Linked DNA regions of Mus musculus: all the other regions are linked to region 3. The links are chromatin loops, found by intact Hi-C in ENCODE. Cell type or tissue: gastrocnemius. All regions are shown on one strand. Each heading gives the region's core, and the rest is flanking DNA. Links, peaks and the distances in the headings are about the cores only.

What was found. Peaks named below come from ENCODE experiments on the same cell type or tissue, not always from the same donor. Only the 100,000 strongest peaks of a DNase experiment are listed, where the experiment ranks them.
Region 1: it touches region 3 in a loop (2.5-fold over the local background); 12 of 42 quality-filtered maps call a loop at or near these places.
Region 2: a loop joins it to region 3, with 2.7 times the contacts of the local background. A loop is called at or near these places in 5 of 42 quality-filtered maps.
Region 4: it touches region 3 in a loop (2.8-fold over the local background); 7 of 42 quality-filtered maps call a loop at or near these places.
Region 5: a loop joins it to region 3, with 2.7 times the contacts of the local background. A loop is called at or near these places in 9 of 42 quality-filtered maps.
Region 6: it touches region 3 in a loop (2.6-fold over the local background); 9 of 42 quality-filtered maps call a loop at or near these places.
Region 7: a loop joins it to region 3, with 3 times the contacts of the local background. A loop is called at or near these places in 10 of 42 quality-filtered maps.

What each region holds. Positions count from the first base shown.
Region 1 is chr12:17,744,642-17,748,970 of GRCm38, forward strand. The region is part of intron 1 of Hpcal1 (hippocalcin-like 1); the gene reads left to right. Among named protein-coding and RNA genes, the nearest start is that of Gm51995, 9.5 kb to the left of the region's middle. In gastrocnemius, for the core only: no CTCF peak of the experiment used is centred there; DNase peaks (open chromatin) are centred at 2,292 and 2,848; H3K27ac peaks cover 2,503 bases.
Region 2 is chr12:17,354,839-17,359,167 of GRCm38, forward strand. Nol10 (nucleolar protein 10) reads left to right here. Exons shown (of 21, transcript NM_001008421.1): 4 at 399-476; 5 at 2,083-2,120; 6 at 3,264-3,400; 7 at 4,252-4,317. It overlaps Mir3066 (microRNA 3066), which reads left to right and starts at 554; the gene lies at 554-636. In gastrocnemius, for the core only: a CTCF peak has its summit at 2,214; no DNase peak of the experiment used is centred there.
Region 3 is chr12:17,687,996-17,692,324 of GRCm38, forward strand. Hpcal1 (hippocalcin-like 1) reads left to right here and starts at 2,814. Exons shown (of 5, transcript NM_001361645.1): 1 at 2,814-3,051. In gastrocnemius, for the core only: no CTCF peak of the experiment used is centred there; DNase peaks (open chromatin) are centred at 1,997, 2,747, 3,457 and 4,145; H3K4me3 peaks cover 2,310 bases; H3K27ac peaks cover 2,408 bases.
Region 4 is chr12:17,793,794-17,798,122 of GRCm38, forward strand. No RefSeq gene overlaps it. Among named protein-coding and RNA genes, the nearest start is that of Gm40312, 19 kb to the right of the region's middle. In gastrocnemius, for the core only: a CTCF peak has its summit at 2,310 (motif pointing left); a DNase peak (open chromatin) is centred at 2,308.
Region 5 is chr12:17,771,478-17,775,806 of GRCm38, forward strand. The region is part of intron 2 of Hpcal1 (hippocalcin-like 1); the gene reads left to right. Among named protein-coding and RNA genes, the nearest start is that of Gm51995, 36 kb to the left of the region's middle. In gastrocnemius, for the core only: no CTCF peak of the experiment used is centred there; a DNase peak (open chromatin) is centred at 2,409; H3K27ac peaks cover 619 bases.
Region 6 is chr12:17,763,670-17,767,998 of GRCm38, forward strand. Hpcal1 (hippocalcin-like 1) reads left to right here. Exons shown (of 5, transcript NM_001361645.1): 2 at 3,545-3,630. Among named protein-coding and RNA genes, the nearest start is that of Gm51995, 29 kb to the left of the region's middle. In gastrocnemius, for the core only: no CTCF peak of the experiment used is centred there; a DNase peak (open chromatin) is centred at 2,413; H3K27ac peaks cover 731 bases.
Region 7 is chr12:17,552,112-17,556,440 of GRCm38, forward strand. No RefSeq gene overlaps it. Among named protein-coding and RNA genes, the nearest start is that of Gm36862, 2.6 kb to the right of the region's middle. In gastrocnemius, for the core only: a CTCF peak has its summit at 2,192 (motif pointing right); DNase peaks (open chromatin) are centred at 2,211 and 2,545.

The DNA.
Region 1 (4,329 bases), core at 67-4,066, 56 kb after region 3:
GGGCTCCCCTGAACAGAGAATGAGAACCAGCCCAGTGCGTCCTCGGGCAGGCTCTCCCCTGGATGGCAGTGGTAAGGAAACAGGCCTTGCACAGGTCCTTGTGGGCCTGAGGTTTCTCTGCTGCTGGGCTGGCTCTGGGATCTTTTATCACCATTCAGAAGGTGGTTATATGGTGGTTCTGGAAGAGGCAAGTCCACCTGCCTCTTCCAGAAGACATCATCTTCAAAGATGAAAGAATGCACACAGGTGTTTCCTTGGCTCATAGTCACTCCTAGGAACCTTGTTGTCACTGTTGGCCATAGAGTGAGGGTATAGCAGTCTCTCACCAACTGGTCCAGTTGTAGTTTTGCTTTATAATCTGCTCAGTCTTCCAATGATGAGAGAAATCAAGACCATCTGCTCCCTGTGGGCTGAAGCACAGGAGGGAAGCTGTGTAGTGCTTTGACTGTGTAGCGCTGACATGGAGAGAACTTGATCAAAGACTCTACTAGAGTGTAGCAGGGCCAGCAGCGTGTGCTCACCACACACTCTATGCATCCCTCCAGGCACTCGGCACATATCCCGTCTCGATATTGTATCCAGGGTGGTGGGCTTAACACTGGGTGAGGTTTGAGCACTCAGAGGCTCCCAGGTGGGAGGTAGATGATCGAGCAAGTGCTGATCCAGGGGGGCAAGTGCTGTCATGAAGGCAGGGCTCAGTAATAAGTGTCACATGCTGCTCGGGACACCTGCACCTGGTAGTCTTCCTTCCCATCTGCCTGGATATCAGTAGGGCTCCCTCACTCCTGAGCATCTGGGTTGCCATCCCAGGTGCTTCAGGTAGTGTCCGTTTATAGAAGACACAAAGACAGCTCCCATTCCCCACCTAAGGACTGAACTACAGGTGGATCCAGAGCCACTGGTCAAAGCCTTGGCTCCCTGCTTTTTCCTGGCTCTTATCACACTAGCGACCCTAAGAGGAAGCAATCCGGTGCTGGGGAGCCTCCTTCCCCAGGCCGCTGCAAGCTCTCCCCAGCTGGTCTGCTCTGACACAGGTGCAGCATCAAGAGGCTCTAAGGGACATAGTCAGTGACAGATGAGAGCAGCAAGCCCCAGAACCGATGGAATAATCAGAAGTTCGTTGTAGGTGCCTGGAAAGAGGATGGGGTGGTGGGGTGGAAAACTGATTCTAGGCATGCAGCGAGCAGAGCCAGATCCCTGGACAGGGATGAGGAGCTACTGGGGAAACTGAGGCACGATATTGAGGAAGGTGTGACACAAGTCTCAGGCCCCAGCAGGCTCTCTGCTTCTGACACCCGTGCCTTCCCTCCATGAATAAAGCATGAGGCTGGTTGGGGGGGGGGTGTTGCTGTCATCATTATCATCTGACTCCATAATAGAAAAATTAAAATTTAAAGTGATGGAAAGTGACGAGTGACAGAAATGTTCCTAGAAACTGGAGATTGTGCGCTGAGTGGCTCTCGGTGAAGATGACATCAGACACCCGAGTCCCCAGGAGTGGGTTTTTAATGTTTCAGTATTTGAAGCCGAGGACACAGGAGCCTTTGTTCTCTGGGCCCCTGGGGGCCCTCAGTTCTCACTACCAGCCCCAAGAAGCAACTTCATCTCACCATGGTCCTATGCTTTGTGATACAGGCCTCCTCAGGGGTTCTAGCCAAGCCTACCCATGCCACCTATGGGGACCCATGCCATGCTCATGCCAGAGGAAGCCTAGGCCATTAAAAAGCTAGGTCACTAAAAGCCTTTCCAAATTGTCTCTAAAGTTCTCAGCCGGAATCCAATATTTGAACCCCAGGGTCCTTGGGAGTTTTGACTCCAGACTCACTTCCTTCCTGGGGTGGCTGCAGGTCCACATTGTGATGGATGTTGGCTACCAGCTCTGGTTGTTAGTTGTTTCAATGTTTTAAAACCAGGTCTCACCAGGGCTACAGAGAAACCCTGTCTAGGAAAACCAAAAACCAAAAACCAAAACCAAACCAAAACAACAACAACAAAAAAAACAGGTCTCGAAAGCCAAAGCCACTTTAACTCTTGTGTCCCCCCTCCCCTGTTCTGCCCAATCAGCGTTGGGAGTGCAGGTGTGTGCCTCTCTGTCCAGTACAGTGGTCTGTTTTCCTACTAGGGCTCTAGGAAAATCTAAAATGTAGCCAAGTCCTTAGTCCCCACCCACTCCCAGGAGCTCAGAGCGACCTGGCTGGGCCTGCCCAGTTCCTCAGGGCAACCACTTGTCTTCCGCTGGCCTGCTGGGCTCCAAATGTTACTGGGCTTCTTCCAAATCCTCTGCTCCTCCCCCCAGTCAAGCTGAGTCCTCAGGTCAGTGGGGCAGAATGCCAGAGCTCCAGGGACAAAGGGCTGCACAAAACACTTACTTTAATTAGAAGAATTATGTAAAACAGATCAGAAAGTTGGCAAAAATATAGGACAAAAAAGTCACTGAAGGCTACCTCCTGACCCAGCCACTCGTTTGCCTCACCCCCTGGTGATTTCCTCACAGAATTGGCTTGCACACCAGAGAGGTCACTATGGCCAGCCTTCTCGAGAAGGCTGGTGGGTTATGGGAGACACCCTTTTTCTTGGGGATGAGACAGTTTGTCTGCCTAGATGGAGGCAGTAAGTGGCCTCCCATTTGCAGACACTGATGTCCTGAGTTTAGATTCAGAACAAGACAAATACTAAATGTCACAGTTGCACAGAGTGAAGTGGGAGTGAGCGGGACAGCTGAGGTGGTTTCTTGTGAAGGAGCAGGTGTGAGGTCCAGGGAGGGATTAGGAGAGAGGAGTGGGGCAGACATCTGGACTCGACGGCATGGAATCTGTGCCCGACCACTTCCTTCCTGTGGTCATCCCCCTCCAGAAATCTGGAATCTTCTTGATTATTGGTGTGCAATCTGCAAGCCTCCCCCACCCCCACTCGAGGAGAGCTGAAGTTCTGTGAGATGTGGATTTCTGGAACTTCACTACCCGGAGCTGGACCATGGACCATGCTGCTGTAGGGAGGATGGAAGTGTGGAGAGGGGAACAGCAGCAATCATGTGTGAATGGTTCCACAGGCCATGGAAGGACTGTCAGAGTTCTAGGATGGAGGGGTGCTAAGCCCTCCCTCCCAATGAGCTGTTTATGATGAGCAAAGAATGCTGGAAAGTAGAGGAGGAGGAGGGGGGAGGGAGGGAAGGAGGAAAGGAGGGAGGGGAGGAGGGAGGGAAGGGGGATCCTCATTGTCCCAGCAGGAGCTGGGCTCTGCCCTGTCCAAGGGCTCTCTAGTGTGGGTGCTTACTCCCGGAGACCCGTGACCTTATCCTTTTCTTTTGCTTAAAGCCTGCCTTTTCATCTAGTAACATTGTATCCCTCCAGAGAATTCACTAAGCAGGAGGTGTAGGCTACAATCTGTCCTGTCTCCACGCCTACACTCCCTTGGGAGGCTGAGATAGATTTGAGGGTACTTGCGGGCTTTGATCAGAGGCCAGAGCTGAGGAGGGGCAGTTGTCTGTGTGTGTGAGGAAGGCAGAGAGCATGAGTCCAGCATTCATTCCTGTCTCATGCCCTTTGAGACACTCAAGGCAAAGCGGTTAGGGAAGGACACAAATTGTACTTTTTTTTTTGGTACACAAATTGCCTTTTTTTTTTTTTTTTTTTTTTTTTTTGTGGTGTGGCTGTTGGGACAGATTCAAATACGGAAGTGGCAATCAGACCTGGATGTCAGCCCCGCATTTTCCTCTTAGCAGCTGTGTGACCTTGGACAGCTATCCAATCTCCAGACTTTACTTTCTTCGTAGGACTGGACAGGTTCACAGGTTCACCCCTTCCCACTGAGTCAAAACAGCAAGCCACACTCACTGTAAACAAAGCTACTGAGCACAAGGGCACCAAAACAGCTGCCTTCTTGTCTGCCTTGTTTTATATCTTATAAACACACACACACACACACACACACACACACACACACACACACACACGAGAGTCAACTAGAAATCCAGCAATTAATAAGTCGGGAGAGTAATTGCTAGGTGATAAATATTCATATTTGCTAAACCACATATTAGCATAAATTTAAAAGATTTCTTTCTCCTGCTAAAATTGTTTTGGGTAGTTACAGAGCTGGGTACATTTGTCAAAACTAAATGGATTGTACACCTAGAAAGGATGAAATTTATTGTAGGTAGATTCAAAAATTTTTTTTCTTAGCTGGGTATAGTGACACATGATTGTAATGCTAGCAATGAGGGAGCTGGGGCAGGAGGATAATAACTTCTAGGCTGATATATATCCCTTTTTAATGCAAGCAAAAATACATGGAATTGACAAAGTAATTTAAGAGGATATATCCAATATT
Region 2 (4,329 bases), core at 248-4,247, 330 kb before region 3:
CTGTTTGCTTTTAATCTTTGGCCGTGTGTGACACAAGGTGCAGTGACATTCTTCCTGTAGCTGTTATGCTTGTGGCTGGGTTTCTGTAGTCCTAGTGGTGTAAAATGAAATACAGTTTCAAGGTGAATTTCTGTCACATACCTTACATGTATTGGACATTATCAGGGAAGTTGACTGACACAAATATTAAGCATCCTTTTTTGTCTTGTCAAGCTGTTTGATTGTTTCTGTCTTCTTCGCTGGATTACTGTGACTCTTCTAAGGTATTTTAATTTCATTCTCTGTGGTTCTTTGATTTGAGGATAATTATCTTACCTCAGGACAGAAAGAGCACAAAGCAGTTGTATAAGGTGTGGCTATGCAACTTTGGTTTTGCATCATGCTAATTTTTTTTATAGGAACATATAAGCCTCGGGTCCGGTGTTATGACACATATCAGTTATCCCTGAAGTTTGAAAGGTGCTTGGATTCTGAAGGTAAGAGGCCAACCCTGAGTTCATAAATAGCTTTTCATAATTGTCTATTGTACTGCTCTTTAAAATGGGAGTGAGTAGTGTGGTATGTTTTGGTTGCTGTAGATTAAGTAGTTTAATATGATGCTGCACTTAATAGACCGCAACCTGCACTGGCCATGCTCTGGGCTGCGCACAGGGCTTCTCTCAGGGGATCTGCCAGGTGGGCTCTTACCTTTAAGGCTGGTCTAGAGTAGGCTTCCAGCCTCACAAAGGTATGGCTATGGGACTATGGGTCTGGAAGGTAGTGTCTCCCTTCTTGCTGGGTCTCAGCTGGACTCCATTTGCTTTATAAGGCTGCCAGCATTTTTTAAAAAAATCTTATGTGTATGGGTATTTTGCCTGCATATCTGTGCACTATGCATGTGCCTGATACCATAGTAGGCCAGAAGAGGGCATCTGATCCACATAGACTGGAGTTACAGATGTGGTGCATGTGGGTGCTGGGACTTGCTCGAACCTGGGTGTTCTGGAACAAATGCTTTTAACCACCGAGTCCTATCTCCCTCCCCGAGAGACTTCTTCTTTTAAGAGGTTCATGTGATTAAACAAATCTTCCCTTGGTCATATTGTATAATGGAACCTCAGGGAGCATCTACTCTCAGCAGGGGCCTGGTGCCCTGTGAAGGTCACAGGGGGCATTTTGAGAATTCTGTCTAATACAGACAGCAAGGTAAAATGGCAAGGGTCAGTTATTATCAGTTAACCAGTGTTTTAGGAACAATGGGAGAGAAGTAAATGGGATACAGCGCTGTGTAGAATAACCAGCATACCTTCCTAGTCTCACCCTTGCTGCTAGAGAACATAGAAACTTTGTATGCTATTAATAACACATCTTTTACAATGTTTTTGTGTAGAGGTAAACTTGGTATAGGCGAAGAGTTACTGTTGCCTTCTTTCTTTCTTTCTTTTTTTTTTTTTTTGTTTGTTTGTTTGTTTGAGACAGGATTTCTCTTTGCAGTCATGGCAGGTTCAGAACTCATTATCTAGACCAGACTGGCCTTAGACTCGCAGAGGTCTTTCTTTCTCTCCCAAGTGCTAGGAGTAAAGTCCTGCACCACCACAGGAACACCCAGCCTGGGGTCCCATTTTAAAGGCTGCTGTTTAGATTATATTTCAAAATCTTAAAACTACTAAGAACATCTCAGCAAAATTATGGCAAAAATGTTTAGGATCATCCTAAATTTACTTTAGTTCTGTTAAAAAAAAATCTAGATGTAAGTAATAACTTTCCATTTAGTATTAGTGGGGATGTTCTTCTTGTTGCATGGAGAGGTAGGACAAACACAGCAATTATATATAATTATTCACCAGTTAAACCAGTTAAGAGGGCTGGGGAGATGTCTCGGTGGTTAAGAGCACTGATTGCTCTTCCAGTGGTCCTGAGTTCAATTCCCAGTAACCACATGGGTGCGCAAAACCATCTGTCTGATGCCCTCTTCTGGTGTATCTGAAGAGAGCAATGGTGAATACATTTAAAACAAAAACAATTAGAATCCTCACCTGAAGTTTGTGGTTTTGTTTAAACACTGGTTGATAATTGTGGTTTTTTTTTTTTCCTATTTTTCAGTTGTCACCTTTGAGATTTTATCAGATGACTATTCAAAGGTATGTTTTATAGCATATTTACTTTTTATTTTTATTTATATGCACGTGTGTGTCTTTGACAGTGAACGCCGTGCATGTGCAGTTGCCCTTGGAAGCCAGAGGGGGCATCAGATCCTCAGGGGATTGTGAGCTGCTGATCTGATCCCAGGTTCTCTGAAAGAACAGCAAGTGCTCTTAACTGCTGAACTGTGTCTCTGGCTCTGGGACTTATTTTTGTAGTAAATATTTTTAAGATAATTCCCAGCGATAAAAAAAAAAAATCACTGTGTAATAATAGGTAATATATCATTTTCTGTCATTTTTCGGCCAAGTACATGTATGATGTACAGTATCTTTAAAAAAAGAAAAACAAAACACTGGGAGTGAACTTTTGCTCACCCTAACGTCAAGTTGGTTGTCAGTGTCTCCAGGCCTCACCTTTATTCTAAGGGATTGGTAGCAGTCACCCTTTGTTAGGTACCTTATGGTCGCGATCTGTGGTTCTGATTACTGATGTTAGCCTAGGCATGTTTGCCTTCGTCTCCTTATTTATACAAGATAAGGAAGCCAACAGTTTGTTCAGTTCTTGTAACTCATCAAGAGGGTGTAGTGTGCTGTGGTGCAGGTCTGAGCACAACTGAATAGACTTCTTTTCCTAATACCACCGGTCCATCTTTAACTTTTCGTGGTCATCTTCAGTAGTTTTCGATTCTTATGGTAGCCCTTTCTCAATTTCAAATGGAAATGATGGGAAGTACATGGAACCCTTAAGTATTCACCAGTTAAAAGGATTTCAACAAACATTTTAATGTCACATGCATCCTGAAACAAAGTTGAACTTGGTAGCTAACGTGGCTTCCCTTCTGGCTTCAGTTCCTCCAACTATGAGGCACAGATTGTCTTGTTAGCTGTCGCAGCTGTTTATCTAGGATTTTGGTATGGTGATTTTTATAACTTACTTTTTCTAGTATTGCTAGATATGCATTTAAATACTATGTTAGCTTTCCATGCACACCTCTGTCAAATGTGCACATGTGCACACACATGTTTATATTTGTACAGAGTGAGCAGGGGGAGAGATGAGAGTTCTTCTTGCTCGGGTTGTTTTAGTGATGACGAAAGTTAAGCAAACAAACCTTGATTTTTTTTTTTTTTCCTTTTCAGATTGTCTTCTTACATAATGACAGATATATTGAATTTCACTCACAATCAGGCTTTTACTACAAAACCAGAATTCCCAAGTTCGGCCGAGACTTCTCTTACCACTATCCATCCTGTGACTTGTACTTTGTAGGTGCAAGGTACTGATCAGATTATTTTTGCTTTCTCCTTTCCACCTCTCACACAGGTAGCTGGCTTCTCTTTTTAGATTGCCTGTAGACTTTATCTACTTAAGTGTCCTTAATAGAGAAAGTGATGTGTCATTACTGTGAAAGGGAATCAATCTTAGAAAAAGAGATTAACACTATATATATATACATATACATATATATATACATATATATAATAGCCTATGTGTTGATATGTAGTTTTTTTTTAAAGAATTATTTGTTTATTTTATATGAGTACACTATACTCATATATGAGGGCATCTGGTCCCATTGCAGATGGTTGTGAGCCACCATGTGGTTGCTGGGAATTGAACTCAGGATCTCTGGAAGAGCAGTCAGTGCTCTTAACTGCTGAGCCATCTCTCCAGCCCGATATGTAGTTTCTAGTAGGTGGAATTATAATTTTTTTGTCTTATTCAGTATCAATGATTAATTTCTCTGTGGACCATTTTGTCACTAATGGCATATGTAGTTGTAGAGTTGGGTTAAAACCTACTTAGAGGGCTGGGGATGTGGCTCAATGCTCAAGTTCTTTGTCTGCAAGCATGAGGACCTGAGTTACGATCCTCAGCATGGCAGTGCAGGCCAGTGACACCACTGCTGGACTGTGTAAGGAGATCCCTTGGAGCTGGGGTTGCAGATGGTTGTGAGCGGTCTGAGAGGTGCTGAGAACTGAACTTGGGTTCCTGTAAGAATCTCAGATCTTAACCACCAAGATGAGCATAGTGTATGCCTGTGAGTGAGAGCTGTCATGAGCTTCTGAAGTTTATACTTACTCACCCGAAATGCTTATAGTTCACCAGATCCTTTGTCCCTTGCAGCTCTGAAGTTTATAGATTAAACTTAGAACAAGGGCGGTACCTGAATCCTCTCCAGACGGACGCCGCGTGAGTACTCCA
Region 3 (4,329 bases), core at 218-4,217:
GCATCTCAGCTCCTATCGTGATAAGCTACTTGTCACAGATCCAGAGCCACTGGGCCCACCAGTCACAGAGCTACATCTAACCAGCTTTTTTTGTGTGTATAGGTTCTAAAATTTTTGTCTCCAAATTTGTAACACTAGGGGCCAGTACTCTAATGTCCGATGCAGGGACATATACCCAGTCCAGTCCACAGCAGCCAGCTGCTCTAGGCCAGTCTAGTTTGATCTCTTGGAGCTTGCAAGGTTCTGCCTCTGAATCACAGTGCCTGCATGAGCCACGAGCCACATACGTATTTCAAGAGAAGTCACGTACATAGTATGTCTCAGGGCAAAACAAAACAAAACAAAACAAAACAAAAAAAACCCAAACTGACAACAACAACAAAAAAACCACAAAAGGACTCTGTGATCGAAGATTGGTGATCTCCTTAGACCTGAGCCATCTAAGCGTGTGAGGGGGATCTAGTAACTTTGCTAGCTGGCAGAACACAATCACCCCCAAAGTCTTCCCTTCTTGGGCACCTCCTTGGGTGTCACTCTTGGTGCTGATAGGAAGTTCTCTGGCTATTTTCTCTGCCAGCTTCTGTGTTCAAGGGAAGGGTAGACAGCATCACCAGGATGGAGCCTCACCCATTACAATCCTGGCAGCCTACTCTGGAACTGCAAATAAAACATGATAGAAAATAAAGAGGCTGCAGAGTCAATAGCAAGGGACTATGGCCAGGAACCATGTTGATTTGAAAGTCTCCCAGGTATGATGTAGACTGAATTCCCCCTGCCCCCACCCCTTCTCTCTTTCTCTTTCTTTTTTCAAGACAGGGTCTCACTATGTAGCCTTGGCTGACCTGGAACTCACTATGTAGATCAGTGCTGGGATTAAAAGTGTGTGCTACTACACCCAGCTACCCTCAGGTTTCTTAAAGTACTAATAAGTAAGCTATTACTTAATTTAAATTTATATTTATGTGCTTACCCTGTGTGTATGTGTGTGTGCGCGCACGTGTGTGTGTGTGTGTGTGTGTGTGTATGTGTGTGTGTGTGTTCAGGCATCCAATAAAGCCATAACTCCCTGAGCCCCTTACAACCAAGTAGGTTCATATGACTAATTCTGGACCAAGAATGTGGGCAGAGATGACTCAGACTACTTCCAGGCCCAGCTCCTAAAAGACCTTCCTGAGGTACCATTTCTGCTATCTTAGTTTTGTTTGTTTGTTGTTGTTGTTGTTTAAATGAATGCTGAGAGCCAGTAGTGACCTGCAAAGACCTTAGGTTCTGCTGAGGTCACTAGATAGAAGCCAGAGGGTTTCTGGGTGTCTGAGTGAGGCCTCCCTCTTTTGTGTTGAATGAGAACAAATAGGAGACCACAGAACAAAGCAACCCGCCCTAGCTAACAGGATATCTGAAGGCTTCTGCCTCAGCCATCCACTTTCTGGGAACCTCCTACCTGTAACCCTAGATACCTGTGTGGTGCTGTGCTACAGAAAGGGGCAGACTGACCTCCCGTGGGGTCTTTACTGAGAAGGAAGCGATCATGGCCAGAGAGACCCAAAGGTTAGCCCTCGAAATCAGTCAGGTGGTGCGCTGTTAACTCTCACAGCTGTCATTCCCTTGAGCCCTCTGGGTTTAGTTTTGCCTTTCTGCACCAGAGGCAGGGAGGAGTGGAGAAGGCCCCAGAGCTCCACCTCCGAGCTGCTCTACTACAGGTACCCCTGGCAGCCTCCTGAATAGTAGGAGTTCACTCACATGTTTTTGTGGAGGAGGATTTGAAGGAGGGATTTGAGTTTTTCCCTAGAGACGCCAGAGAGACAGTTTCATCTCTGCACAACAGGCTCGCCCAGCTCCTCATATAAGCTGTTTCTGTGGTTACCTGTCTTCTGGGATATTTGCAGTGGGTGGGCATGGCAGGTGCGATCTGCCAGAGTATGCTGGGAGTCTGAAGGAAGCACCACTGGGACCCACAAGGCCAGATGTCCCTATTATGGGAGATGTCAACCAAGCCCCCGCCTCCTCACCAGGAAACTGAAACCACACTGAATGTCAGGGAGGCAAAGACCCCAAGAAGGATTCTGGATCTCCTCGTTGTCCAGTTTATTGGTGAGGAAACCGAGGCTGAGGGAATCCAAGGGTTTTCTTGGCAAGATGGCTGGATGAGTTAGCAGAAGTAATTACAGCTGGAACGTAGGTCTTCCACCTCCAGGCCAAGCTCTTCTCTTAAACCACGCGCAGGAAAGTGGGTGACAGATGCACACGGGACTGATGTGGAGAGGGAGGAGATCCTTGCAGGCATCCCAGATGGTCCTGGGGAGCCTAGGGCAACTCAAGCCTCTTTTCCACTTCCCTGGCCATTGGGACTGTACTTCCTTCCAAGTACGGCGGGGGCGGGGGCGGGGGCGGGGTGGGTGGGTGCTGGCGTAAGGCCGGCCCTTTTGGGCACCGCCTCTCGGCCTCTCCCCACCCGCAGGCCAGAGGCCAAGGGTTAGGGAGGTGGGGCCAGTGCTCGGCCCCTCCCCTGCTCTCCTTCCCCTTCCACCCCCCCAGAGTCTCCCCGTCCCGAGTCCCAGTGGCCTTAACACCCATCGTATCCTCTGCTGCGCTGAGAATCTGCGAGTGATCAGGGAGCTATATGGACCAGAGTGGGCGCACCGAGGGTCCAGCAGCGGGTGTGGCAAAGGGCGGGGGCGTGACCAGGCTGCGGCTGAGGCGGGGCTAAGACTGGGGGCGTGGTCGAAGCAGGAGGCGGGTCCGTTGGAAACTTGAGTGCCCGCCCTTGCGATGCGCCCCGCCCCGGCCTCCGCCTCCGGGTCCCGCCTTCTCTTCCCTTCCTTCCCGGGCTGGCGGCGGCTGCGGGTGGTGGACCTGCAGAGCGGCCGTCGCCCACACCTCGCTCTCTCCTGGGCCGGCGGATCCTTTTGTCTCTCCGAGCGGCGAAGGTCGCAGAGCAGGCGCGGCGGCTGCGGGAGCGCAAACGCCCGCTCTCTCGGTCACCTCCCCAGCCTCGGCCACCGCAGAACTTGGGCTCGAGAAGCCAGCGGACCGCGTCCAGCTCCAGAGCCGGTAGGAAAGGGGAAACTGCGGGACTGCGGGGTTGCATGGAGGGAGCGTGTGTGACCCGCTCGCTGCGACCCGGCTGTGAGTGAACGGGTGTGTGTGCGCCGGTACTGATGGTGCCTGTTTCTCTGCGTAGTGGGCTTGCAGCTGACCGCGGACGGTGGCGTGGCTCTAGAATGGCGTGTCCTCGTGGGGATCGTTGCGCTCGATGGGATGTGCACTTTTCAGACTACGTTTGTGGAATTGTGTGTCAGGGCACAGTTGCCGGTGGGGATGGGGACTAGTGCTGGCGGGGTCGAGGGGGGAGCCGCTGTGCGCAGAGTGGGGGTGGCGGGGTGGGCGTGGGCGGTCTGCCCGGGCAAGCTGAGCCCCCGGTTGGTGTCGCTCCGCGCAGTGCGTAGCTCAGGAACCTGAGGGTACGACTAGAATCCGATGGGCAAAGTGCCTGCCTGGTGGCAGCGGGCGTTGACACCCCTCACGGGGTGGGGTGGGGGCGGCAGGTCCACAAGGTTCACTTGGATAATTGTGAGCTTTGATGAGGGATGGGGACCCGCTTGGCTGTGTTCAGCTCTGGGACAGTGGGAAAGACCAACCCAGCCCTGGCCTCGCCGTGACCCGCCCTGAGACCTGAGCCTGACTGAGATGGGCCACCTTTTTGAGTCGCAGTTGGCGTCTGTATCAAGTGAGGGCGGCCCCTCAGGGGCTATCTTGACAGTGTGAGAACGTACTACACGTAGTTCTTGACCCAGAGTCTTGCGCACAGTAGGTGCTCTTCATTGGATTCTCATCTCTTTAAATCTTTTTCTGCCTTTATTGAGGATGACGCTCTCATTTCCTCCTATACGGTGGTTTGTGCCTCCTTCCTTGATCTAACTTCACAGCGAAAGCTTGGAGAGATTGAGAAAGTTTAGGCGGCTGGGTGCGTTGCCTTCTCTCCGCACCTTACTGGCTGCTTGACACGGCCTTCGGGTGTGCGGGGAGCTCGCAGCGTAGGGCGCTAGCCCGGAAGGCTCCTGCGCCCCGGCAGCGTTCCGGAAGGCTGCGACTACAGACTCGCGAGCCCTTTTGTTCAACAAGTGCTTGGAGGATGTCGATCTGGAATTAGAGTTGCGTTGAGAAAGTGGCCGGCTCTGTAGACTGGCAGTCTGGGGTTTCAGGAACCTTTCTTCCCGGCCTGGTCATTCAGGAAGCCACCCTCTATTCTAACCACTAACAAGTCCACCCAGAAGAGGGTGTTCGCCAGGACTCCAAATCCTGTTAGACACCCTCCACCCCCACCCCCAA
Region 4 (4,329 bases), core at 228-4,227, 110 kb after region 3:
GCAGTCTGAAGATGTTCAGGAAGCACCCACTGAGCACCTGTCCTGGTGAGCACTGGAGACTCTGAGATTGGCCAGACATTGTCTTTGCTCCCACCTCACCTCAAGGAGAAAGGTGCTGTTGGCTAGAAGGTGTTTTAGATTTTGGACAGAAACGGTCCCTCAGGGCCAAACAGGGCATGTGCCTTGGCTAATGTCACCCAGCAAGTTCAGGTTCACATATTCAAATAATGGAGAGTAAGAGAATGGATGGATGTGTCTGCACAGTCTCTCTCTCTCTCTCTCTCTCTCTCTCTCTCTCTCTTTCAAGATTGATTTATTTTTTATATGTAAGTACACTGTAGCTGTCTTCAGACACCCCAGAAGAGTGCATCACATCTCATTACAGTTGGTTGTGAGCCACCATGAGGTTGGCTGGGACTTGAACTCAAGACCTTCAGAAGAACAGTCAGTGCTCTTAACCACTGAGCCATCTCTCCAGCCCAGGGAGTCTTCTTAAATGGGGAACCCAAAGATACCCAGGATTTGAGAGTACAGTGAGTGGTGGAAATAGGAGCACGGAAATGTGGCGGCTGAGTCAGGGAAGTCATGAGTTCTAGGACCACCTAGGCTCTATAGCAAGACCCCATCTCAAAAATCCAAAGGAGAGACCAAGTCTGATCTCCCAGATCCACATGGTGAAAGGGAAGAACTGACTCCCATAAGTTGTCCTCTGGCCTCCACCTGCATTTCCAATCCCAGCACTAAGGGGACCTGACAATCGATCGCATCAGGAGTCCAAGGCCATTCCTAGCTACATACTGAGTTTGAGACCAGCCAGGGATTCATAGTGAGACGCTGTCTCAAAAACAAAACCTGACAATTGTCATAGAAAGTACTAATTAGGACTTGGCCGTTAAGAGCACTGGTGGCTGTTCCAGAGGTCCTGAGTTCAATTCCCAGCAACTGCATGGTGGCTCACAACCATCCGTAATGAGATCAGATGCCCTCCTCTGGTGTGTCTGAAAACAGCTACAGTGTACTTACATATAATAAATAAATCTTAAAAAATAACAAAAGGAAGAGGGGGGAGAAAGATGAGGGAGGAGGATGAGGGAGGAAAGGGAAGGAGAAGAAGAAGAGGAGAGAGGAGGACGAGGAGGGAGGAGGAGGAAAAAGAGGAGGAGGAGGAGGAGGAGGAGGAGGAAGAGGGAAAAGAGGAAGAGGTGGTGGTTCTCCCATGCCAGGGCCATGCTGGCTCCTCTCTCCATGTGAATTGCTGAGTTCTGTCTCCCCACTGTGCTCTGTCACTGCCTAGTTCAAGGGGACAGGGGGAAGAAGATGAACAGTGCTTGGGGTTTCAAATGGCCCACAGTATCTGAGCCTGGGGGAGGCTGCTGTGACTGCCTCTGCTTCCTGAGTGCTGGGGCCAAAGGTTGTGCTTACTACAGCGCAATTTCCAGCCTCTAGAGACAGCTTTTGAGGCAGTCTTGATGTATAGCCAAGGCTGGCCTTGAACTCACACTCCTCCTATTTTCACCCTCTGAGTTCTGGGATCACACGTATGAACCTGCTGGCGCTAGGGTTTTTTCTTTCTTTAATATTGTATGTGGGGATGGAGTACACATGTCAGGAGTGCACTAGTGTAAACACACTTGTGAAAAACAGACCTCAACTTGAGTGTCAGTCTTCAGGTTCCATCTGCTTTGTTTTAGAAGCCACTGCAGTGCCCAGAACTTGCCAAGTAGGCTAGGCTGGCTGGCTAGAAAACCCCAAGGATTCCTGTCTCTGCTTCCTCAGTACTGGGATTCCAAGTGTGTGCCACCAAACCTGCCTAGGGATGAGATTACACATTATAGACTGGGCATCTCCCATAATCACTAATTTAGAAATTACCCTACCGTTGCCCTACAGTCCAATCTTTTAGGGGTATGTTTTTAATTGAGGCTCTGTCCTCTGATGACTCTAGCATGTGACAAGTTGACATAAAACTAGCCAGTACACTTTAATACATATATTCATACAGTACTTTAGGACTATACTAATTTTTCTGCACCCACATACATGTGTTTATACTGCCATGCATGTACACATGTATACACGCACTTATAGGAATATAGGTATGCATGTGTGTACATCCATCTTACTACTAGATATGACATGTGTGTGTACAAACTTGTGCACATATATTTGGTGCTATATCTGTTTGGGAGTACACATCTAAGCAGAATGGGTCTAAATGGATCCATCCCACACCTGCTACTTCCTAGTCCCTATTTTGCCTCACACTGTCCTCTGAGCTTTCTAACCTGGTACAGGTACTGGCTCCACAGCGCCACCTGTTGACCAACTTGTTTCTAGAGATAGATACATAATTGATAGGTTGATACTTAGATGATAGTTACATAGATACATAGGTTATAGATAGATAGATAGATAGATAGATAGATAGATAGATAGATAGATAATACATACATACATACATACATACATACATACATACATACATACATAGATGATGGGTAGTTACATAGATACATAGATGCCACTATGCATCAGAGAGGACCATGCATCAGAGGAGAAGTCCAGCGGATAGGGACACTACCAACACAGCCCCTAAGGTCACAGTGTCCCCAGATAGTCCCACAGTCTATTTTCAAATCTAAAGATGAACTTCCTGTCAGGAAGCCAGGGCCATTCAAGCAGGGGAGGAAGCACCACCCAAAAGGGACAAAGTCTTGGTGAGCCTTGCAGAATGTGGCTTTTGCACTTCTGTGGCTGTGGGTGAAGCTAACCCCAATCCACACCTTGCCCTATACCAAACCTTGTAGCTAGACAGTGTTGGAGACAGTGGTAGCAGAAAGCCCAGAGTGGGAATGTCAAGGCTGGGGGTCGGGGTGAGAGGATGGAAGAAGGTTGGAAGCAAGATGGACTCCTGAGCCCTCCTGGAGGTTCTAGCCAAACTTACCTGTTCTACTTCACTCAGTGGATTTTTAAGATTTATTTTATTATTTCAACTGTGGGCATGTGTGTACCCTAAATCTAAGAACCCTAATACTGACCATAACCCTCTAAAATAGCCTAACCCTGCTTACTGTGGGGGATATGTCTTAATTATACCTTTTGAAGTGAGAAACCATTTCTTAATCTTGATCTTTTGAGATGGTCAGATCCACCTTAAATCTAGGCAATAGATTCTTTTGGCATCCCACATACATAAAAGACAATGAACAGGGTTGTTCTTTCATTTTTTTATACTTGCCCTATTTTTGTATTTTAGAAAGGGTGATTTGCTTGTTTGATTTTTAAAATTGGCCTTGGAAAGTACTTATTTCTTCAGAATTCTGGTACTGTGAGACCCCGACTTAGAGTGTTTCTACCTGGAAGCCAGAGATGCAATAATTGTAGGAAGACCTACAAGGACATGGATAGACGCCAGAAAGGAGGCTGCAGCTCACTCCCCCCCACCCCCCGCCAGAAAGGAGCTGTAGCCAACTCTCCTCCCAAATTCTCCCAACTCTTCCCAACTCTCCTCCCACCTCCTCCCAATTCCTTAGCTAGCTGTTAAAAGCCCCCACTGTCACCTGCCCTGCATGGCAGAGGGACTTCATCCTCAGCTGATAATAAACCCTCTTGCAGTTTGCATCAGTTGTGGTTTTCTCTTGAGACATTGGGGTGTTGGCCAGCTCATCCCGGGACTTAAGTGGAGGCCCAGCTTCAGGGGTTTTACATGTGGGGGCTTGTCTGCAGGGATTTGTGACCTACCCCAGTTCTCAGAGACCCTGCTTGGAGGTAGGATCCTATCTTTGTCTATATCTTTGTCTATGTCTTTGTCTATGTCTTTGTCTGATGGTTGTGTTTGAATTCGGTATTTTCTGTTTGCCGTCGTCCGTACTCGTGAAAGCAACGAACTCCCTGTCTGGGACGGAGGGGAGGGTTACTGATAGACGTGTCAGGAGTAACCGGCTGCCACCCTGGGAGAAGTCCCAGGAGGTCTGAGGGAGCTCCAGGGACGCCTGGAGATTTCCCATCGGGGTGTCAAGTGAGAGTGTGCTCACTCGGCCATCTGTTCCTGTTACTGGGTGCCAAGTGAGAGGGTGCTCACTCGGCCATCTGATTGGGTCCTGGTCTCAGTTATTGTAATCTTTTTTGTGTGTATATATTGTTTGTTTCCCTGTATATGACTCTGACGATGGGACAGACTATTAGCACTCCCCTTGGAGTGACTCTTGAGCATTGGACTGAACTTAAGACTAGAGCTCACAATCTGTCTATGGATGTCAGAAAGAGATTTTGGAGAACTTTCTTCTCTATGGAATGGTCAGCTTTTGATGTTGGTTGGCCACCAGATGA
Region 5 (4,329 bases), core at 107-4,106, 83 kb after region 3:
GCTTAAAGAAGAAGAAGAAAAAACAAAACAAAACAAAACAACCTAATTTGTGGAGTGGGTACAGAAGCTATACTTGTAGCCCCCAAATTCACAGGGGTCTCTTGCCCTGAGGACAGATCCCTGTGTCAATACATAGCTACCTCATCTAATATTTAAGGTGACAGTTCTCTTGGTTGACTTCTGCCCAAGGCATATTATTAGAATGTGGCCGAAGCTCATTCACTGGGGGCACATGAATTCTATTGCTCCCATTCACTGGGGACATCATTCAGTCAGGGACCTGGGCAAAATGTAGCTTTCTGCTGTCGACTGGGAGCAGTGGACCTACCAGCCAGGAGGGTGGGAAAAGAACATTAATGTCTCTGAGGGGAAAGAGCCCTCTCATGTACCCTAGCAGACTGCTCTGTGGAGGAGTCGCATCTTAGAGCTGGGGTCTATCTGCTCAGGGCTGCACTGATCAAAAGCCTTTCGAGAAAGTATGTGCTTCAAGAAGTGCCCTCCCAGACCATCCTGAGGCTGGCAATGTTCAGGATATCTGGGCTTGTGCAAGTGTTTGAATCTGTCATTACAAGTGGGTATAGATCCCAGGCCTTTACATCTGTTGCTTCAGGTTTTTATTCTGGTTTTCACCCAACTTGAACCAACCTTCAAGAAATGAATCTGAATTCCTTGGGTTTGATGGTATTTATTTCCTCTTTCTTTCCCTAGCCTTCCCTCCTCCCCACACCCTACATCATCCGTTTCTCCATTCCTCTCTTACTCTTCCTTACCATCCCAGACTGCTCCGTGTTGTTCAGCTCCAGTCTACACTGTTCTGTTATTGTTGAGTAGTAGTGTGGGTTGTGAGTCCTTCATCGTCCCCCTTAGTGTGCCTGGAGAGGTAACAGACCCAGAGTTGGGTAGCAGAAACAGGCTTGCTGACAGTGGTCTCCCCTAAAATCTGAGCCTATGAGCTCTTGAAACTTAGCAGCTGTGAGGGGCCCCTGAGTCTGACCCTATGAACTGCCACTCCCGCCCCCAGGTAGATGTACCCCAGGTAACACATGTCTGCTCTCTCTGTTTCATAGTGACTCGCCTCTGAGCACACTGAGGCTTCCTCTGAGCATCCATCTTCCCTGTCCACCAGTCAGCATCTTCTCCATCTGCCCAGGGTTAGGGTCATTCGCTCAGCACATCTTCAGGCCAAGTCCATGCATACTTGGTAAAGGTGGCTGGATGAATGAATGAGCAAAGGACTCATATTCCTGTGTGTAAGAATAGCGAGTTCCCAGGGGGGATATCTTCCGGAGTCCTGTGTGGTGCTCTGAGGAGTCCTCCTTCTAACAGCTCTTCCTCCTGGGCTATCACTGAGGCCAGGAGGGATGGGAGCCTCTGAGTAGTCAGTGAGGTAACACATCACGGTGTTAGGGGAGGGGACTTGGGGTGTGTGTCTCTAAGCAATGTAACACATATAACATGATGTGTGAGTCACTGCCTGAGGGTCCCTATCCCTCACACTCCTATTCCTAAGCAGTAGGCATGGACTTCCCAGGATACCTGCTGCCATGAGAGAAGGGGCCTTCCTCCTCCTGAAACCCCACCCCTGTGTCTAGCAAGCCCTTGGTGCTTGGGCCCCTGTACTAGACCTGCCCCTCAGCAACAGGAGCCTCTGCGGTCCCTGCCCTGATGTCTGCCTGGCTACATCCTTCCTTCCCTCCCCTCTTTTCCTCTTTGAAGTACAGGAGTTAGGATGTCACTGGCCCTACCCAGGGATGCTTCCAGACCACAGTGACCCCAGGCTCTCTGCCAGCACAGGACACAGTTTTTAATGCCACTGCAGTAGGTATGACCTGCAAGAGAAGCTTTTCAGGTCGGTGGCTTCCCTCCTCACAGGGTGCTGTACTCAGATGGAGCTCATTGAGGAAGCCTGTGGTCTTTCACAGTAAAAGTCCTCCAATGTCCCCACCGAGCATTTGCCTGGTGGTTCAGTTTCTCTGTCTCCTCATAGCTTCTGTTTCCCTTCCTTTCATAGAAATAGGCTGTAAACTCCACACACAGGGACCTTTGCTCTTGGTTTACAGCTAAGGAGACAGGACTCAGAGAAATCAAGGTAGCAAGAACATATGACTAGAAGGGAAGGCTGTAGGCAGGGATTGACCCAGGGACCACCAAATCTGCATGTCCCATTGCAGCCTGACACAGTAAACTGCAGTTCCTTTTAGAGAGGGACACACATAGGCTCAGTCAGGAGCAATGAGAGATATTCTACCCTGCTCTTTGCGAGGCCTGGCTCAGCACCCCTGGGTTACTGCTGGACCCTCCCAGGAGTGTTGGGTGCTGGCCACTGGCCAGGGCAGCCTGAGTCATTGACCATGCAGAGCCAGTCCTAGAGGCCCCGTGCCATTTCCCCTATCCACTGGGGAAAGGCCATTGCTGGCTTCTTGGCCTGCAGCATCAGAACATAGTCCCAGCCAATCAGGAGGAGCCCATGTGTGAGTCATTCCATAGCTGGCTCAGGAACCCCAAAGAACCTGCTGCATCCAGCCGGTGGCCAACGTGCCAACCTGAGCCTGGGTGCTGAGCAGCAAGGCAGAGAAGCCCAGGCTGAATCCATCCCACTACAAGTGACTGCACAAGACGTCCATCTGTAGAGGGACTGGGGGAACAAATTGGAGGCCTCTAAACCTAACCTGCTTGCAGTAATTTCTTACATATCCTTCAAAAGAACACTTACAGCATACTGTCTTCCAGTAATTTCAGCAGACTGAGGAGTGTGTTAAGTTCAAGGCTGGCCTGGGTTGTATAGAAAGACTCTATCATAGCCAGATGGTGGTGGGGCACTCCTTTAATCCCAGTACTCAGGAGGCAGAGGTAGATGGATCTGTGTGAGTTCCAGGTCAGCCTGTCTACAGAGCAAGTTTCAGGACAACCAGGGCTACACAGAGAAAGCTTGTTTCAAAAAAAAAAAAAGACTGTGTCACATGAAAACGGGAGGGGGAGGGAGAGGAGGGAGGATAGGCTGGAGTTGGCTACGACTGTTGGTAGAATGCTTGCCTAAGATTCACCGAAGTCTAAAGTCTGTCCCTAAGTGCACCACAAATGCATGTGGTGGTGCATGGCTCTAACCCCAGCCCTTGGGAAATCGAGGCAGGAGGATCAGGAGTTCAAGGTCATCGTCCTTTACATAATGAGTTCAGTGTCCAGCCTGGGATACATGAGACCCTGTCTCAAAACCACAGGTGTGGACTCAGCCCACAGGAAGAAGAGTGTATAACACAGGTGTCTGTCCCTCTGGCTCAGCCTTGAGCTTCTACTGTATAGTCAAGCATCGATTGTATCCTGATATTTTGACTTGCTAATTCCCTAAGGTTTCTATAAAGCTGGACATTAGGTGAGGAACGTGAGGGCCTGGATCTGCCCTGTCTTTCATGTCTTTCCAGCTATCCCCATTGCCAGTTCCTAGTCTGCTTGGGTTGGTCGTCTTGGTTGTGCTCCATGTTAGCTGGCTGACCTCTGTCCCTGTGGGGATACTATCACTTCCTCATTGGGCAGCTGTTGTGTGCTGCAGGGCAGTGAGTTCTCCTTAGCTCTGGCCCTGGCACACACCCACACATTGCTTTTTGCTTTCCCCCATCCACCGCTGGGAACTGGCTGCCCAGATGTCCTGCTGGTCCCATACAGAAGCAGGGGCCTGTAAAAGGTCTGGTCTGGTGATGAGCATCTTTGATGATAATGACCTCATGGGAGGGAACAAAAAGCCTTACTTGGGACCCCATAGCTAGATTGCTGTCCAAAAGGAGGGACATCAGCATCCGGCAAGTGAATACCCCTGGTGTGACACATTCCTGAGTGCCTATTCTACTGTCACTATTGTGCCAGAATGGAGCTTTCTAGAAGACTAATTCACCCACATCCCTCACATTCCTTCCTGAGTCCCTAACCCTGGAGGTCACAAAGTGTTTGAGCCTTCAGGATAGGAAGAGTCTCTTGGGCCTCATGCTGAGTCTTTGAAATGTCATGCAGCCCCGATTCACAGTTATAAACAGTGTGTGTACCCTGCCTTGTTTTGGGGCACTGTGCGGGTTCATGGTGGCAAAGTATTAAATGCAGAAATGCAGGAAGCCGCAGTCTGAGAGGTGGAGTGCTCCCTGTGTGTAAGCATAAGGACCTGGGTTCAGATCCCCAGCACCTGTGTAAAGCGCCACATATGTCCTTGTTTGCTGTGACCCTGGCACTGTGGGATAGAGACAACAGGAGCCAATTCTAGGGTCATTCTGGCCGTCTAGTCTAGACAAAATGGTGAATAGTACTCTCTAGGTTCAGAGAGAGGCCCTGACTCAAAAACAGGGG
Region 6 (4,329 bases), core at 87-4,086, 76 kb after region 3:
TTTGGTGGCCCTGAAGTTACATCTTTAAGGGGATCCTGAAGTGCATCAGGTAGAATTACAGTCTGATCAGGTGACTCGGGGACACTTAGGTTGCTCTTGTGAGTTAGTAATCTTTCAAGACAGGGTTTCTCTGGCTGGCTTCGAATTCACAGAAATCTGCCTGCCTCTGCCTCCAGCGTGCAGGGATTAAAGGTGCTTGCCACCATGCCTGAGAGTTAGTAAATTAGTAATCTTGTTTGTAAGATTTTTCAGAAACCATCCAGAGAGGAGCCAGAGCATGCTCAGGGTCACCTGTGCTCCGGCCTTCCTCATGGTTCACTGCTGTTAGCGTTCTTACGGGAAACATCCCTATAAAAGAAATAGTCTTCTCTGTGTCGGCACCCTCTGCAGCAGGTGTTCATCACCCTGGAATTCTTGGTTCCCAGCAGGGCAGAGGCTTCATCTGGACTCTCAGCAAAGGAGCCATTCCTTTCCCACTGCTCCATAGCCTTCTCTTTTTTCTATCCTTCCTGTTCCATGTGGCTGAGGTCACACGGTGTGCCCAATGTGTGTCAAAGGTCACTTAGCTGCTGGGCAAGCTTGAAACAAGAACTTAACCATGGCTCTCCCCAGACCCAGCATGTCCCCTTTAAACTTGGGAACCTCTCTAGGGGGACAGGGGATGGCTGATACTAAGTGCTTTCTTGGATTGGGTGTGGTCCCCTGTACTGAGCTGGGATTGATGAGTGGTCCCCTGGTGGTCCTTAGAGCTGTTCCCAGAAGGCTGACATTGGGTTTTGTAGCTAGACAGCTAAGCCACCTCCAGCTGGTTGAGACAAGGCTCTGTCTAGAGCACTAGTTCTCAAGTTTCCAAGTGCTGCAGCCCTTTAAGACAGCTCCTCCACCATAAAATTATTTTTGTTGCTACTTAATAACTGTACATTTGCTTCTGTTATGAATTTAATGTAAAATCTGTGTTTTCTGATGCTCTTAGGCGATTCCCTGAAAGGGTTGTTCAGCCCCCAAAGGGGTCACAAGCCACAGGCTCTGGAGAACCACTGCTCCAGAGGAACAGAACTGATAGAATGAATATATGTTACAAAAGGGATTTATTACTCTGGCTTACACAATAAGGCAGTGTAGTCTAACACTGAAGAGGCTGAGAACCCTGTATGTTCAGTACATGAGGTGCATACCTTAGACGTCTCAGGGTGGTGTTGAAGATGTGGAGGGTTCCTAGACAGCTACTGCTCTTGAGCCTGGGCTTGGATAGGTTAGGGCTGGAGGGAACATTTGCCTACATGCACTTACTGGCAGTGAGGGAAGGCAGGCAGGCATAAGCTGCCCTGTATCTCCATTGCTCACCCTCAGGGAGGGTCTTACTCCTTCAGTTAATCTTCCAGGAAATAACCCTTACAGACTCACCCACCCAAAAGTGTGGTCCAGATCCAATCAAGTTGACAGCAAGGATTAGTGCCACAGGCACCAATAGCACAGTGTCTCAGGAACGAACGCTGGCAGGCTGGTGCTTACCTGCTCATCTCAGGGATGGTAGACACCCGCCCCACTCCATACCTAGGCCTGAGTGCATATTCACACCCGTAAAAGAGGGTGGCATGCTTGTTTACTGAATCCTTGGTAATTTTTTCACTGAACCCAAGAGAACTTGGACCCTCTGCAAGAGCAGTGCACACTCCTCACCACTGAGCCCTCTCTCCAGCCCACATTTGTAAGCTCTGTATAGGTTAAAGTGTTCTTCAAGGGAGCCATCTTACTTAGTGCTGTTGTCCATTGTTCTCATTTGTTCTCCTGCCCCCTCCATAGGCCTCCTGCCCACTCCAGTAGGTTCCCTTCCTCTCTTGTTTTGTCCCTTCAGCTTTCATGTCATGTGTATCCTGTTACCTCTTCCTCCCATAGAATCCTTTCCTCTCAGACTCCCCTTTCTAGTTTCAACACACACACCACATACACCACACACATACCATAAACATACATACACACATACACATATATGCACCACACATACACTACATACACACACACACACACACACACACACACCACATACATACATTCACACATATATACCACACCTACATACCTACACACACTACATACTTACATTCACACACATATACACACACATACACCACACATACACATGCACACACATCATATACATACATCCACACACACCTCCCTTTTTGAGTCTGGTTCATTTTGCTTGACAATGATTTCCAGTTCCTTCTGTTTCTGTGCAAGTATCATGATTTCACTTTTCTTCCTGACTGCATGAAATCATGTCATGTGTACACCCTGTGATCAATTTGGTTAACAAGAATGAAAAGCAGAAAGCAGGGCCTGAGCTTTTGAATTTGCCAAGAGTGACATGGCATGTCCCAGAGTCTCTTCTCCCTCAGTGAGCCCCTTGGAGCATGGCCCTTGGCCAAGGTTGTGGGGAAGGCAGAATGAAGAAATCACTAGCTGACATTGTATACCTACTTGCCTGGTGATTTCTGCTGCAACCACCAGGTTGTGTGTCTGATGACCTTCCACAGGTTCCACCATCTGCCTGCACTTTGACCCCATGAGTGTCAAATCAGAACTCCTGGAACCTATTAAATCTGGGGGCTTTGAGACACTTTGAGAAAATATGGACAAGGTGGAGCACGGGGTATCCGAGGTCAGTGAAGCTGGTCTGTATACATTGTAGAGGACATGGATCTGTGAACCCAGAACATGCAGCTCAAAGCATGAATGCTGTGTAGGCTGTAGACAGAGTGAGGGCAATGATTGTCCATGCTACAGATGCCCCATTCTGGTGGAGGGTGTTGACCAGATGGGCCCAGGGAATGTTTCTTTGCCCTCCCTGTACTCTCTCTCTCTCTCTCTCTCTCTCTCTCTCTCTCTCTCAGTTCTCTATGAATCTAAAACTGCCCTGAAATAAAGTCTGTTAAAAATACATATGGGACCTAAGGAGCTGAAGGGGTTTGCAGCCCTATAGGTAGATCAACAATATGAACCAACCAGTACCCCCAGAGCTCCCTGGGACTAAACCACCAACAAAAAAGAATCCCATGGCTCCAGCTGCATATGTAGCAGAGGATGGCCTAGTCAGTCATCAATGGGAGGAGAGGCCCTTGGTCCTGTGATGGTGCTATGCCCTAGTATAGGGGAATGCTTGGGCCAGGAAGCAGGAGTGTGTGGGTTGGGGAGCATAGGAAGGGGGGGAAGTGATTGGTGATTTTCGAAGGGGAAACCAGGAAAAGGGTTTAATAAAAAATACATATGGGCACTGGCAGGGTGGCTCCGTGCTTAAGAGTTCTTACTGTTCTTTAAGCGGACCCTAGTTCAGTTCCTCCCATGTTGAGAGGCTCACAGTCACCGGTAACTCCATCTCTGGGGGATCAGGTGCCCTCTTCAGGCCTCCACGGGCACCTGCACTAACGTGCATATTCCCACACTAATGTGCACACACACTCAGTTTTTCTTGGGGCAAGTGAAGGGATGTTGTGAGCTCACCCAGATGCCAGTGCCCCACGTGACCTGTGGTCTTCTTTCCCAGGGGAATGGTCTAGCAGCTTATCGAGCCTGTGCATCATCCCCCAGCAGTTCTGATCCTGCTCTGCTTTGGCCTCCATTTGGCCGTAGGTAAGTCACCGTGAGGCCAATAGGCCTACAGAGCATTAGGACTGTGGATGGAAGGGGTGGCATTTGCAGAGACTGTGGGTTCAGTCTCTTCAGTGATCTCAGAGGACAGGTCAGGAAACTGAGGCTGAGAGGTAAGAAGAACCCTGTAAGTACAAGGATGAGCCAGGCCTACTTAACCATGAGGCCAGCATCACCACCATTGTTTCAGAGATTGTGCATGTGTCATGGTTCTTTCTAATCCAAATGGCTGCTCCCTCAAGAGGTCTGCAAGATGCAGAGGCAAATGTCAAGTGGTACTTCTGTCCCTGGTTCTGGTAAATGCAGCTAGTTCCCTAGAGACTTAGACCAGCAGTTCCCAGCAGACCTGGGAGTGGCTGGGTTTCCCCTCCCCCCTTCCCCCCTCCCCCCAGCTCCAGACACCCAAGCTCCTACAGCATTCATAGAGGGAATTTCATGGCACAGGGTGTCCTCAGGACTTCCTGTTGGTGGAGTTCCTTTCTGGCCCTCATCTCCTGGAGGGAGAGGATATCTCCTGCTGCCTTTTTCTTCACTCCCCCACATTCCATAGACATTCTGTCCAGGTTGTCAGTGAGTCTGAAGGAGATACCCAGAAAGAGGCCATTGTCTTCAGGTCCCCTCAATCGAAAATAGACACAATGGAATATGGTGTGCAGTGCTGAGGCTAAAGAGAGCAGTTCC
Region 7 (4,329 bases), core at 164-4,163, 140 kb before region 3:
GCTATTTTGAAGTAGGGCCCCAATATGCTGGCCTAGAATTTGTTTTGTAGATCATGCTGCCCTCAAATTGATGTGTGTCTACATGTGTGTATGTACCATGTGGGTTTTGCCTGAGGAGCCCAGAGAGGACATCAGATTGGGGGGGGGGGAGTTCCAGAACATGGGTCCCCCACAAGAGCAGCCAGTACACTTAACCACTGAGCCATCTCTCCAGCCTCCAAATAGATTTTTGGTTTTTTTTTAAACAAAAGTTTTTGACCTGAAGAAACCATTCTTTTTCATCTGTCTGACTGGCAAAGGCAGAGTTCCTCAGCCCTGATGGAGTGGTTGCCTAGCAGACTAAAGCCTGTGCGTTTCTTGCCATGAAAGGAGTTGAGTTCTGGAAGACAGGCATGCTCAGACAGGCCAGGGAGGCTGCTTTGACTTAGCTCTCAAAAACTAAGTTCTAAAGAAAGTCAGCAGGATCCAGCTCTGACCTTGAGTTTATCATCCTCCAGCTGCCTCAGTCTCATGAGTGTTAACATTGCACCCAGCGACAGTATTTTTTTGGCATATGTATATATGTGTATGCTTGTATGGGTGCTTCTACGTACTTGTGTGGAAGCCAGAGACTGATCTCTGATCTCTTCCTTGAATACCTCCAGTTTATGTATATGTGATATATCAGGAGAGGGGTGGGCAGTGCCAGAGGAGACTTATCAGATGTCTTGTGTCATTTGAAGTCCCTTGAAAGAAGTTGAACCTGGAGCTAGGCTGGCAGCCCACAAGCCCCAGTGATCTACCTCCAACACACTAGTGGCCACCAAGCTAGAGATCCTCTGTCTCCTCCAGAGGCCACCCCCTTACAGTCTCCTGCCACCTGGTTTGTATGTGTGTGCTGAGATCAAACTTGAGACCTCATGCTTACAAGGCAAGCACTTTTCTCACTGGACCATCTCACTAGCCCCTGAAACTTTGTCCTTCTCTGGTTCATTCCCTGCCCAAACAGCAGCAGGCAGGGGCAGCCCAGAGCACTTGCCCTGGAACAGCCCTGGATTGAGAGCCTGGAGCCGGACAGACCCAGCTGAGATGGCCCTATCCTTGCTAGGCACAGAGTACCTCTCGATGCCTTATCTACAGTGGGAGTGAGTCAGAGTACCTCTAGGACTTGCCCCTAGGTGGGGATTGCAAAGCCCAGTATTAAGTGGAGGCACACATTTTACATATCAAAGCAGACCTGACCTCCAGGTTCCTACCTGGCATACACTGCCCCCAACCCTGAACTTTGCAGCCCAGGGGCTGGGCTGCCCTTTCCCAAGAGAGGCTCTTCTATAATCCAGATATTTTGTGTGTTCTCCCTCTCCCTCTCCCTCCTCCCCCCTCTCTCTATCTCTCCCCTTCTCTTCCCCCTCTGAGAGTGGCTTCCAATAAACCTGCCTTTAATATAATCGACTCTGGTCTGAATTGGCACATTTCACGGGGGGGGGGGGGGAGGAGGCGGGAATAACCCATCAGTGACAAGACAGGCAAACCTTTCCTCTCTCAGGTTGCTTTTGGCCAGTGTTCTGTCACAGCTACAGAAAAATGAATAGCTAGGATATCCCTAGCCACACACCTAAAACATTGCTGCTGGTTGTGAGAGAAGGGTTTTATGTAGGCCAGGCTGACCTCAAATTCAGATCCACCTGCCCCTACCTCCCTAGTGCTGGCGTTAAAGGTGTCCACCACCACTGTTCAGCTGACCTAAAGTGTTTCTTAGGTGAAACCCGCTAGGCCGCCATGCTTGACAACCCGTTGGGAGAAGGCCTAGGAAGCTGGGCTGAGTATCTGGGCAGGAGTGTGCCTCTACTAGGTAGCTGGGATGCTAAAGCCGGGGCTGCCTGTGATGTGGCCTGTTCCCTCCTGTTTCCAACCTGCCTTGGCAGCTGTGCATGTTCAGCTCTTTGATTTATAGGCAGAGAGGCCACATTTGGCAAGTAAGTTTTAAGATATTACTTGGAACCTATTAAGAAACATTATTTGTGGTTTATCTCATTTAACTCGGCAGCTTGACGGGGCTTCTGAGTCTTAAGCACCAGGATCCTGGCCCTGGCTTCTGTGGGCCTCAGCATCCTTATGAGTCAACGGGCAACGGGCACCGGAGACAGAAAGCCAGGCTCTCAAGACTCAACTTCTTAGCTGCGCAGCCTCGGACGGTGCTGGTCACGGCCACCAGGGGGCAGCAGCATCTAGTGTTTAAGGTGTGGCTCGTTGGCTAGGGGCCAAGCTCCACTCTGAAAGAAGACTCCAAGCAGACTTGGTCCCTCTCCAGATTCCCCCAACCCTCATCCCTGTCTCAGTAGGACTTCCAGGGATCTCCAGTGGGTCGTCTTCAGCCTCTGTTTCGCTCTCTCTCTGCCTGTCCCTTCAGTGGGTAAAGCCTGTAGCCATGGCTTCCTGAAGTATCCCAGGCCTACTCCTGTGCCCACATTATATTTGTACATGCAGATCTGGCCTACCTGTCCCATGTGCCCTAAGAATAGGGTCTAGCAATTGTGTGTCTCCGCATAGCTGTCTCTGCTAATTGGCTCTGAGCCAGAAGCAGAGCCCACTTAGGCTCTCCTCTGCATGGTCCAGCCCACACCAACCGTCCACTCCCATCCCCAGTACCTGACCCTCTCCTTTCATCCACATCCCTGCAGAAGCCAGAACCTTGTGGTACCCAGGGCATCACACTGGGCTGTTCAGAACCCAGCTTTCTGGACAAACAGCTCCCACGGAGGACAGAGGCCTGGCCTGAGTCATGTGACTCGTTCACAGCCCATCAAACTTGCACCTGAGTCTCACAGAAAACTGGAGATCTTGTTTGTAGTCCGGTGCTTTTGAGTCAGGGCACAAGAAGCCTTGCTTGGAAAGGTAAACTACAGGTCAATCTATATCATAAAGGACACCATGCAACCACTAGAACTGTATCCTTCCCCAGGTGCCTGCATAGGACAGCAGAGGTTCTGGGATTCCAGAGGCAAGAGAGCAGGACCAAGAGGCTCTTAGGAGGCTCCGCCTCCCTCTCATCTCCCTTTCCTTCTCCTCTTCCTCTCCTCCTCCTCCCCTCCTCCTCTTCCCCCCACCCCCCTTCACAAGAGTCTGCTTCCAGAAGGAGAGCGAGCCTGTCAGGAGCCTCTGCTGTATAGGTGAGAGTGCTCATTCTGGGGTCCTTTCCTCGATTGTGAGCTGTGTTTCTTGGAATGCAGCCACCATCTTTGGGGGCACTCCCCTCCCCTTTCTCCTAGGCACAAGTAGACTGAGGAACCACATAGATTTAATGCGTTCCTGACAGGGCAGGGTCTGCGAGGACCCTCAGATCCATGTCTTAATCTGTACAGAAGGAGCTGTAACCTGTGTTTGCCTTCTTAATTTTTTCTTTAGATTGCTTGTTGTTGAAAGGGTGTCGTTTTGTTTTGTTTTGTTTTCTGTGTAGCTCACTCTGTAGACCAGGCTAGCCTCGCACTCAGAGATCTGCCTGCCTTGGCCTCCTGAGTGCTGGGATTAAAGGTGTGTGCCACCACTGCCACCACCTGGCTCCAGGTTGATTTTATGCATGGAGTAACTCAGTAAGTACACAGTAGCCCTGGCAGGCCTGGTACTTATATGGCCAGCCTGGGCCTCAAACTTCTAACAATTCTCCTGCCTCAGGTTCCTGAATACTGGAATAAGACAAATCACTACAATGGTGCACATGGTGTGTGTGTGTGGGGGGGGGGTGTGTGTGTAGAATTTGCCCCTTATCTTGAGATGAACACTAGCCTTCACTTGCCTTCAGGCTTGTTTGTACTGGAATCACTGTTGGCTCTGGGTCTCTGAATTACAGAGCTGATGATCCGAGGGTTCTCTAGGCTTCACCTGTACTGATTCTATGCCACACAACCAGTTAGGGAATCAACAGATTAACACTCCTACTCATCTCTCCCATCCTCCATTCACTTTGTCATCCGTCACATTCATTGTGCTGGTTAGTTTTCTGCCCCCCTGACACAAGCTGTGGTCATCAGGCAGAGGGAACCTCAACAGAAAATGCCTTCATCAGATTGGCTACTGGGCATGTCTGTGTGGCATTTTCTAGATTAATGTTTGATACAGGAGGCCCCAACCCAATGTGTGTGGTACCACTCCAGCAAAGGTGGTCCTGCAAGGTGAGAAAAACACGAGGCATAAGCCAGTAAGCAGATTTCCTTAGGTGCTCAGGCCTCAGGTTCCTCTTCTCAATCCTCTACATGATGGATTATAAACTGTAAGAAGAAATAAACCCTTTCTGCCCTGAGTTGCTTTTGATCATGGTGCTTATCACAGCAACAGAAAGCAAACTAGAGCAGA